3 separate regions of the Homo sapiens genome follow, and all the other regions are linked to region 3. A link is a contact called in ENCODE Hi-C or POLR2A ChIA-PET data. All regions are on one chromosome and are shown on one strand. Each heading gives the region's core, a stretch centred on a gene start or an enhancer-like site at or near the end of the contact. The rest is flanking DNA. Distances are from core to core; before and after follow the strand shown. Region 1 has its middle 64 kb from the start of WDR26. Region 2 overlaps CNIH3 (cornichon family AMPA receptor auxiliary protein 3). Region 3 holds the start of FBXO28 (F-box protein 28).

Evidence for each region. Hi-C counts contacts between places; a loop is a spot of excess contacts on that map. ChIA-PET counts read pairs that join two places held with the same protein, here RNA polymerase II (POLR2A). Pooled maps may share reads with other maps.
Region 1: a map of K562 shows a loop between it and region 3 (4-fold over the local background). The contact joins the enhancer-like site here to the promoter of FBXO28 in region 3. A Hi-C loop is called at or near these places in 1 of 168 maps with a recorded cell type or tissue (K562), 4 of 37 single-sample maps with no recorded cell type and 16 of 50 pooled maps. POLR2A ChIA-PET finds 5 or more read pairs at or near these places in 2 of 52 experiments (Caco-2 and activated CD4-positive, alpha-beta T cell).
Region 2: a map of naive thymus-derived CD4-positive, alpha-beta T cell shows a loop between it and region 3 (11-fold over the local background). The contact joins the enhancer-like site here to the promoter of FBXO28 in region 3. A Hi-C loop is called at or near these places in 1 of 168 maps with a recorded cell type or tissue (naive thymus-derived CD4-positive, alpha-beta T cell) and 7 of 50 pooled maps. POLR2A ChIA-PET finds 5 or more read pairs at or near these places in 2 of 52 experiments (BJ and activated CD4-positive, alpha-beta T cell).

The regions. Positions count from the first base shown.
Region 1 is chr1:224,496,923-224,500,476 of GRCh38, reverse strand. It overlaps a transcript of CNIH3 not described here. Among named protein-coding and RNA genes, the nearest start is that of WDR26, 64 kb to the right of the region's middle. RefSeq lists enhancers at 1-235, 1,611-2,142, 2,218-2,417, 2,143-2,672. Within about 2 kb of position 2,161, at least 30 of the 41 ENCODE cell types and tissues checked have a DNase peak (open chromatin) inside an H3K27ac peak, as active enhancers do.
Region 2 is chr1:224,621,776-224,625,156 of GRCh38, reverse strand. All of the region lies in intron 1 of CNIH3 (cornichon family AMPA receptor auxiliary protein 3), which reads right to left. Among named protein-coding and RNA genes, the nearest start is that of CNIH3, 7.1 kb to the right of the region's middle. RefSeq lists a silencer at 2,132-2,295. Within about 2 kb of position 1,581, at least 5 of the 41 ENCODE cell types and tissues checked have a DNase peak (open chromatin) inside an H3K27ac peak, as active enhancers do.
Region 3 is chr1:224,112,233-224,115,648 of GRCh38, reverse strand. FBXO28 (F-box protein 28) reads right to left here and starts at 1,538. Exons shown (of 5, transcript NM_015176.4): 1 at 1,253-1,538. The coding sequence starts at 1,519. It overlaps LOC105373056 (a long non-coding RNA gene), which reads left to right and starts at 1,609. Exons shown (of 3, transcript XR_007066897.1): 1 at 1,609-1,714. RefSeq lists enhancers at 1,476-1,545, 1,686-1,745, 1,766-1,895.

The sequences.
Region 1 (3,554 bases), core at 912-3,411, 380 kb before region 3:
TGGTTTCCAACTCCTGAGTTCAAGCTATCTGCCTGCCTCGGCCTCCCAAAGTGCTGGGATTACAGGCATGAACTGTTGCACCAGCCAAGTCATTCTTTCTTTAGAGACATGAGATGAAGGCTGCTGGCAACCATTTTGGGACCATGAGAATTAGGAAGAAATTGTGGCCAGGCACAGTGGCTCAGTTTGTAATCACAGCACTTTGGGAGGCTGAGGTGGGAGGATGACTTGAGACCAGGAGTTCAAGAGACCAGTCTGAGCAACATAAGGAGACACTATCTCTATAAAAAAAAAAAATTGTTTTAATTAGTCAGGCTTGATGGTGCAGGCCTGTAGTCCCAGCTACTAAGGAGGCTGAGGTGGGAGGATCACTTGAGCCCAGGAGGTCAAGGCTACAGTGAGCCATGATTGTGCCACTACACTTCAGCCTAGGAGACACAGTAAGATCCTGTCTCAAAAAGAAAAAAGAAAAAAGAAAGAAAGGAATTAGATCCTTGGGGAATTGTTGAGCCTTACCCAAAGCCCCACTCTGACACTAGATTTCTTTTTCTTTTCTTTTTTCTTTTTTTTTTTTTGGTAGAGATAGGATGTCGCTATGTTGCCCAGGCTGGTCTTGAACTCCTGGCCTCAAGCGATCCTCCTGCCTCAGCCTCCCAAAGTGCTGGGATTACAGGTGTGAGCCACAGTGCCCAGTCAGCTGACTCTAGACTTCTTTTGTCCCAGAAGCAAATAACGGCGTGTATTGTATAAGGCAGTTGAGCTATGCTTTTCAGTTTCTTGATGTTCAAAAAATGACCCGAAATAGAGAGTTATAAAAAATTGAAACTAGAAAGGTATTAGAGGGTTAAATCATGAAAGGCTTTCCTTGCCCCATTCTAAGGCATTAGACTTTATGCAGGCAGTAGGAAATCCCATTGAAAACTGTTGAGGAGGGAGGTGGCACATCAAATCTGTTTTAGGAAATTGATGGCAGGATGAAAGATAGACTGGAAGGGAGAGGGATTAGAAGCAAACCAACAAAAACAACGATTGATTAGTCATGAGTCTCGGCTGGTAAAGGACATTTTATCAAATATCTCCAGATGTCCACATGGCCTGGAGTGGGGAAGAGTAAGAAAGCAGAGATACCTATGGCAACCTCTCTTCTTATCAGAACCAATGGCCTGCCCTTCACCCTTAAGAGCTTAGTGTATACAGCAGAGAGTCCAAATCCTAATACTGTATTACAATACCTCAGAAGGCTACCCAGTTGTCATAGAAGCTTCAAACAACAGGAAATTTTTAATTTTAAAACAAAGTCCATTTTAATTTAAATTTTTAACTAACATTTTTAAAAGGCGGGGAGTAGGATACAACCCCAAAACAATAAGCTTTAACGGAGTGTCTTCACTACCAAAAGTTTGTGAATCACTGATCTAAATCATGGCACTCCCAGCACCCCTTCCCGGAGCGGGTGCCAGTCCTGGCATGGGTTCCCAGCCCTCTGGGGAGCTACTGGTGTGCTAAAGCTTTGCAGTGCCTGCGGACAGGAAGAGGCTCCAGAGCTCCCAGAGCTCCCATCCTCAGATCCACAAAAAAATGCGAATCTCTCCTAGAGCAATGTAAGTGTCTTGATTCCTCTTCCTGTCGCCTTTCCCCGCTGCCCTTTCTGCTGCACTGTTGCAGCACTGGGCTGATGACGCCAGGGCAGTGAAGGTTCCTTGCCCCCCGCATCTTCCCCTGTGCTGAAGCAGCGCATGGTAACCTGGCTGCCCGTGTTCTGATGCATTCTCCATTCTTTCCCACAGGCACACTCCCACCTGCATTCCAAACTGACTGTTTCATTTACATAATTCCAATAGCTTTCACTGCCAGCTTCCTGTTTTTGTAAACTCATGTAGAATTTTTTAGTTTCATAAGAAACAAGGGCCCCAGCTCACAATCACCCTCTACCAACATAGTTTATCTGCATCAAAGAAGACAGGGAAGCTTCTGTCCATTGGTTTCCCTTCTTATTTTAGAAATAGAAGCTTAAAAAACACCCCAGTGGTTTCCAATCCAGAGAGTTGCATATAAGCTTTTGACTTTACTGGTTACTGGCTTCCTGTTAACTGAAAGAAGTTTCAAGCTGAGTCAGAGAAGAGAACCGGGCCCAGCAGTGATTCATTAGTGTTGCTAATGACACCCCTACCGCCACCACCATCACTGCTGCTTTTGCTGGGGCTGCTGGGGCCTCCATGTTAGCCTAATCCTAAGAGAGCAAGAAACTGAAGCCATTGTCCTGATTTTCTCTTCCAGATGGCATTGCAGTGGCAGCAGTGAGCACAGGCCAAGCAAGACTGGCCTTGAGATGAGGAGGCCAGATGGGCCCTGAATCAGGGTGGTTTCAGGATGCCCAGGAAGGCACTGCTGCTGCAGAATAACTTCCCCCTCTCCCTGCCCTCCCTTTGCACAGTGCCTGAAGATTCTTCCTCCTTCTGAGCTTTTCTGGTCTTCCTGTAAGATACAAATACAGCTTAAAAGGGCTGCTCATACCCTAATATGATTAATGTGATGAGCTCACTTTGGAAAATACTAATCACTTGAGACATGCAGATGGAAGAGATGCTGAATTATAACCCAAAAGACTACCAGGCCAGAAAAGACAGTCAGGAAAGAGATGCAAGTGTCAACTACTTCTCAGTTTTGCCCAGATCCGGGCTTCACTGCAGGGTCATAGTCAGGAGCATCTGACCACCATACAGCCAGCAGTGCAGGAAGTGTTCAGCACTCTTCAGCCATGACTCTAGTTTAGGGATTTCTCTCAGTGCCAAGATCCTCCTGGAGGGCTCCAACAAACAGCAACACATAAAAAAAGTTGCTTTAGAAATGCATCTATAACAACAAAGGGTTCCCAACCCATATTCTTGCAGCTAAGTCTGTCATATGCATTATCTTATCTAATCTTCACAGCAACCTAGGAAACATCACTTCTCCTGATTCTACAGATGAACAGTGAAGATGATGCCACAAGTAAATTTCTGACTTAAAATATCATATTCCATCACAGTATAATTGATTAATTCCTAGACTTTAAAAATCAACATATCATTCACATAACATAAAATCTATCATTTTTTAAAGTAAACATAAAATCTATCATTTGTTAAAGTATACAGTTCAGTGGTTTTTAGTATATTCACTATGTTGTGCAAACATCACCACTAGCTAATTCTAGAACATTTTCATCACCCCAGGAAGAAATCTTGTACCTATTAGCAGTCACTCCCAATTCCTCCCTATGCCTCTCTCCCTGACAACCACTCCTCTACTTTCTGTCTCTATAGATTTGCCTATTTGAACATTTCATATTAATGGAATCATAAAATGTAGTTTTTTTGTGACTGGCTTCTTTCACTGCATGTTTTCAAGAGTCATCCATGTTGTAGCATATAATAGTACTTCATTCCTTTTTATGGCTGCATAATATTCCATTGTATGGATATACCACATTTTGTTTATCCATTCATCCATCAAAGAACACTTGAGTTGCTTCCCCCTTTCAGCTATTGTGAATAACGCTGCTATGAACATTA
Region 2 (3,381 bases), core at 332-2,831, 510 kb before region 3:
CCAGATCCTTATTTATTGGCAATCACTGAGTTCCCACCATACTGCCCCATGCTGGACACTGAGGCCACAAGTGAGGGCAACAGTTTCTGCCCTCCAGAAGCTTATAGTCCAAGCACAGAGACAAATACAACAGTGGGACTCAGACCTGGGGACAGGTTCAGAGGACAAGTGGACTCAGATCGCCAGGGAGAATGCGGCTTCCTAGAGGACAAAGGCTGCAGCAGAGCCAGTCGGGTGAAGAATGAAGTGGGGAACAGCATTCCAGGGAGACAGAACAGCCCATTTGGGAATTGCAAGAAGGTGAGGATATCTGGAACACAGAAAATGCAAAATGTGGCTAAACAGTTAACCGGGACCTGGTCCTCCCAGCCCTCTAAACTTTGAAAGCGAGAGAAACCAGAAAAAGCTTTAGTCTGGGAATAACATGGAAGGATCCTTTCAGGTATTAGATCACTCTTGGTAGCCATGAGTGGGGTGGTTTAGTCCAGGGGAGATGATAACCAAGGAGGCCAGCTTGGAAGGGACCACGATGCTCTGAGAAACAGCAAATGGGGGCCTGAACCAAGGCAGGGATGGGAAGCATGGAAGGGAGGGGACAGACATGGCTGGTGACTACAGAAGGAGCAGATGGGGTAGAGAGGGTCTCTGGGTGAAGACTAAACCCACTGGGGCTGTGAGGAGTGAGGAGGGCATGAAGACAAGCTCGGCTGGGATCCAACTGTGGGGCATGGGGCAGGTGGCCCCATGGACACACAGGTCAGTGTCGGGGGACAGGTCTGGGAGGCCAGGAAACTACCAACATGGAGAGGAAGGTACAGAAAGAAGAACCCACAGGGGAGATGGAGGAGAAACAGGGCCCCAGAAAAACAACATTTGAAAGCAGTTGCAAAGAAGACACGGACAGCAGTCTCAAAGCCACGGAGAGGCCAAGATAAGCACTAAATGGTGCCCAGAGATTGCCACAGACCACTGATGTCCTCATCAAGTGCTGAGCTGAGAAGGGGCGGGGGCACAAGTCAGGTGGCCAGAAAGGAAACAAGTGTCTTTGGAAAAGAGATAAGATACACAAATAGCAAAATGCTGACACTTGCCAATTCTGAGTGGTGGATGCAGAGGGCTTTGTTTTATTAGTCTCCGTGGTTTCTGAGTGTCTGATGTCAGAATCCAAAGAGGTGACGGCAGGCAGGATGTGGTGAGACAAAACCACTCTGCAAGGGAAGAGAGGTTGAGCAGCATTTAGAGGGCCTGGGGACCAAAGGCTTGTCTGCAGCTCAGAGGCACCACAGCCTTTGAATCTGCCAGGGGGTGGGGACGGGTGGACCTGCGAAGGGCAGTGGCTGAAGACACAGACAGGTGGGGAAAAGTGATGGAGCAATGTCCACAGATAACTAGGAGGGGAGGAAGTGGCCTCAGATGAGGGACAGACTCTGCTGCTTCTGAGTCTGAGAAGGAAAAATAAATCATTAATCAGAATTCTGGGGAGGGGCAGGATCCTGAGGCATCCCTGTCTGATCATCTCTATCTTCTCCAGGAGCTGGAATTAAAGTCATCTGCTCAGAGGCAGTCAGGGGTGGGGGACAGTTTTGGGAGCTTCAGGGGGCTCTGAGAAAATGACAACAATCTACAACAGTGTTGTGGAAGCTGAAGGAACTGACTCACATCCAGCTGATGAGTTAGAAGGCAATACTGAGGCCAGCTAAGGTCAAACCGTGCATCCGCCTGGGACCCAGCAGCTCCCGGGTACCTGGGGTGAGAGAAGAGAGGGAAGAGAGTAGACTCCTGGGAGACTGAGGCATCCACTACAGGAGCGACAGGAAACAGAGGACGCAGCAGTGGAGAGCAGCAGCAGGAGCTAAGTGGTGGATGATGAGGGGTAATGACACAGAGGAGGAAGTAAATCCTAGAGGAGCGATGCATTGAGAGAAGAAGGAAAAGCCACAGTCAAAGGAGGGCCAAGAGCCCCTGGGGCAGCAGAGTGCGGGAGTAGAGAACAGGGAGCTCACTGCAGAGGCAGGTCCAGGGCAGGTCAGGGGGCTCAGGGACCACAAAGATGGAAGTGGTCACTAGAGGGGAGGTCAGATAACCAACAGCACCCAGCACCTTGCAGGACAGCAAGGACAGGACAGTGACCAGGAGCCAAGTCCTCAGTGGTGCCCAGTGGAGGGGCCCATAGGAGTGAGTCAGATGATGGTGGCAAAGGCACCATCCAGATAGCACAGCTACTGAAGAATAAGGCCCCAGAGGAACCTGTTTGCAGACTTACTGGGAGAGAGGTCCACAGCAGAAAACAAGTCCAGAGGGCAAAGCGCAGAGCCATGTGGATATACAGAAGGGAAAAGCACCAGGTAGCCAGAGGGGCTAGAGTGAGGCAAGGGCCTGGGCACAGCTTCAGGGCCAGTATAGGCAAGAGCTCCAATTGCCTGGCAAGAGCCTCACAACATTCACTGCCTTTAATGTTTGTTCAGTAACTCAAAAGTCAAAGACAAGTTACTTTAGTGTCTCTAACATCCAACCCCAGTGAGGCCTTGAAACCTCACCAAACAGTTGGGATTGGGGCTGGTTCCTGATTGTTTTAGGTGACCTGTGAATTCTGCACACTTCTCTCCTCTCCTCTCTAACATGACTGCAGTGGAAATACAATGATGACGTAAGCTTTCTTTTTCAGGGAGAGTTATTGCAATGCAAACAAGGATAAAGCGGCAAGCAACGCAAACAATGATAAGGTGCCATGCATCAATCCAGACATTACATTTTCCAGAAGGTGTTCTCTCCAGGGATAGCCAGTGCTTCTCCCCAATCTGCTCCTCTGAAAGAGAACCAGCTCCACTATCATCAAGAAGGGCCCTATACCCCATGGCAATGGCCAGTCTTCTTTGCAATAATTAGCTTCCAAAGTTTCAAAGTGCCAAGGCATGGGGGAAAATGCACATTGTCCAAACTACCCAGAAAGTAGTCCTTAAGAAGCAGCCAGAAGCCAAATCAGAAACGAGTTACTGTTAGTCTGTTCTCCCACTGCTAATAAAGACATACCTGAGACTGGGTAATTTACAAAGAAAAGAAGTTTAATGGACTCACAGTTCAGCATGGCTGTGAGGAGGCCTCATGATCATGGCAGAAGGTGAAGGAGGAGCAAAGGCATGTCTTACATGGCGGCAAGCAAGAGAGCATGTGCAGGAGAACTGCCCTTTATAAAACCATCAGATCTCATGAGACTTATTCACTATCATGAGAACAGCACAAAAAAAACCCCATCCCCCACGATTCAATTACCTCCCACCAGATCCTTCCCACAACACGTGGAGATTATGAGAGCTACAATTCAAGATGAGATTTGGGTGTGAACATAGCCAAAACATATCACTATGTCAACTGGAAATGCGT
Region 3 (3,416 bases), core at 289-2,788:
ATCAATTGTGAAATATCTATTTTCAGCTGAAGAAATTTTCCATCCTGCAGACTGGCATGGTTGAACTGCTGTGTTGACTAGAAAAAAAATTGGCCATCAGTTTGAATTAATATTTATAAGTTCTCTTTTAAAAATGTTATGATTTCCTTTAAAAATGTAATTATAATCCACTTGAAAGTGGAGGTGTATGCCTACAATATAGCATATTGAGTAATAAGAAGATGTTATACACAGCACATTCAGAAATATCTTTGTCCTCTTAAAAACAATTCCCAGCACAGATTTAGCTTCTCCATGGAATCGGTTTGCAATCACTTCAAAATGTCCACCTCCTTCAATTTCTTTACCACTTAAAGATAATTTCATTGAAAGGCAGCAAAATATCTAACTGAACTAACAATCACCACATCTTCAAACCTCTGGAGTGAAGTAAAACCCCAATGGCAAATTCATTATTTTTAAAAATCATGGACTGACCTATTGTGATTTTAAGGTATAAAGAAACCTCTCCTAAAGCAGGTGGGTGGGCGTAAATCACTAGTTAAAAATAAATTGCAAAAGAGAAAAAACCCGTCAAGGGGTAAGTTGCTTCTCTACGGTGGGAAGCGTTAGGATGAGGCAAAGCAGGAATGGTCATTTCCCAAGGCTCTACTTTAGTGGTCAATTAGGGCGCTGGGGCTAACGCTAAGTAAACACGTTCGAATTCTTCGGAACCTCTACCTGGGTTTGGGGTCACTGAGCCACCTTAGTCTACTCAATCTTCTCGAACAAGAAAACTTGGGTGGTTGGGGTGGGGAACAATTCGTTATTCTTGCAAGATAAACCAAACCTGGCTGGGATCATCTGCCTACTTCTGAGTTTTCTCCCCAAACCCAGGCCGGGGGCTGGAAGCGGCATACAAAAGGCAGGCGACATGACCTCTCCGGGTCTACTCTCGGGCCAGGCGGAAGGTGGGAAGACCAACTCCGCTACCCCTCCCGTAGAGGGCCCGCTTCCGGGCGGGGGGCAAGGAGCCCCCAAGGCGAAGTCCCCTCAGGAAGTAACCCCAGCTCCGCAGCTAGGACGCAATCGGGAACCAGCCCACTCCTGCTGACTGACGCCAAGGGAGAGTTCGGGACGGGAGCGGCTCCCTCCCAGATCTGTAGCCGGCTGGGGCTCGCGGGGGGCTCCCTTCCCGGGGAACGCGCTCCCTTCTCATCTCCCAGACCTCGGCCGGGGGGAGAGGGAGGCAGGAGTTCTGCGGGGGCCTCACCAGGCGGAGCTGGCTAATTTCGTCGTAGGACATAAAGCTGAGGATGTTCTCGATGGCTACGATGGGCAGCGCCACAAGCGTGTTGTTTTGAGGCAGCTGGTCCGGAGCCAGCGCGGGGGCTGGGAGCGCCTGGGACCCCGGCTGCGGGTGCTGTGGCGCGGGCGGTGGAGGCTGTCGCTGGGTAGAGCCGGAGGCCAAAGAGGAACCGCCGTCGCCTTGGCCGCCGCCTCCTTCCTCTGCCATCCGCTCCTCCGCCGCTGCCGCCATCTTGGGGGCTTGATTCCTTACCCCCACAGCAAGGGGAACAGGGACACTTCCGGTGCGTCACTTCCTCCTCCTGCAGCCGCCGGGGAAGGGGTACCTGGAGGAGTGGGGAGGAGCCTGTGGGATAACAGGCGGAGAGAGACTCACAGGGTGCCTTTCAAGTGGAAGTCAGGGAAGATCATGTAAACCTCAAGAAAGGTGGTCATCCTAGACCCTTTTGTCTAAGATTAGTAACTACTTGAGAGCAAGGAAACCCTATTTATTAAAATGAACTTCACTGTGCAGTTTTCTTAAAGGGCTTCCTGACAATGGATGATAAAGATGTTGCCTAGTAAGTGTAGATGGAAATAATGTAGTTAGACTAGCACCATTTTTTAGGAATCATAGAAATGATTGATTTAGGCAAATAAAAAGGTATGAAATATCAATAAGAACTACAACATGAATGAACCGTGAGAACATATTAAGTGAAATAAGTTAGACACAAAGGACCACATATTGTATGATTGCATTTATATAGGATGTCTTAAATAGGCAAATCCATAGAGATAAAAAGTAGATTAGTGGTCGCCAGAGGCTGGGGGAAATGGGGAAATGAGTGCTAATGGGTGAAGGGTTTCATTTTCGGGGTGATAAAAATGCTCTGGAATTAGCGGTGATGGTTACACAACCGTATGAATATACAAAAACCACTGAATTACTATATACTTTAATGAATTTTATCATATATGAATTGTATTCTAATAACTGATTTAGGCAAGAATCATCAAAAGGTACTAAAACTAGGAGGTAAACGTGATGAGGAACATGATATTTCCATAGTCTCAAAATAACTCCCCATAAATTATGTATTATTTACAAAGATGAAAAGAAATAGTTTACAAGGCTGGGCGTGTTGACTCACGCCTGTAATCCAGCACTTTGGAAGGCTGAAGCGGGAGAATCACTTTAGCCCAGAAGTTGGAGACCAGCCTGGGCAACGTGGAGAAACCCCATCTCTACAAAAAATACAAAAAATTAGCCAAATGTGGTGGCTAGGTCCTATGGTCCTAGCTACTCGTGAGGCTGAGATGGGAGGATTGCTTGAGCCACACGAGTTCGAGGCTGCAGCGAACCGTCAGCCTGCCACTGCACTCCAGCCTGGGCAACAGAGCGAGAAAAAAAAAAAAAGTTTACAATAGAGAAATTTGGTGGACACCATCATAACCAAATGATCAAGACTAACGCCACAGTTATAGGAGGAGCCAATATCATATGCCTATTAATATAATACCCTGAAAAGGACGCAGCATAATGTAGTATTCATGCAAAAAAAGCACGAGTTGCGTTTGAGGTAGACATCGCTAGATGACGGGCCCATAAATTATTCAAAAGTGTTAACGTTACAAAAGACAAAGACTAAGGGTTTGTGGCAGATTAAAGGATACTAAAGAGACAGGGCAACTAAATCTATGGGTGATCCTGGATGGGATCCTGGATTAAGGAAGAAATAACTATGAAGAACGTTATTGTGACAACTGGCAAAATTTAAAAATGGACAGTATATTAGATTATACTGTAATCATATTAAATTTTTCGATTTGGGTAATTGTATTATGGTCATATAAGACAATGTCTTTGTCTTTAGGAAATACACATTGAAGGATAAGCATGCTTCTATTATTTTCCTTTATTTATTTATTTATTTTTTTGAGATGGAGTCTTGCTCTGTCACCCAGGCTAGAGTGCAGTGGTGCGATGTCAGCTGGTTCGAGCAATTCTCCTGCCTCAGCCTCCTGAGTAGCTGGGATTACAGGCGCCCACCATCACGTCTGGCTAATTTTTGTATTTTTAGTAGAGACGGGATTTCACCATCTTGGCCAGGCTGCTCTCGAACTCCTGACCTTGTGATCCACCCACC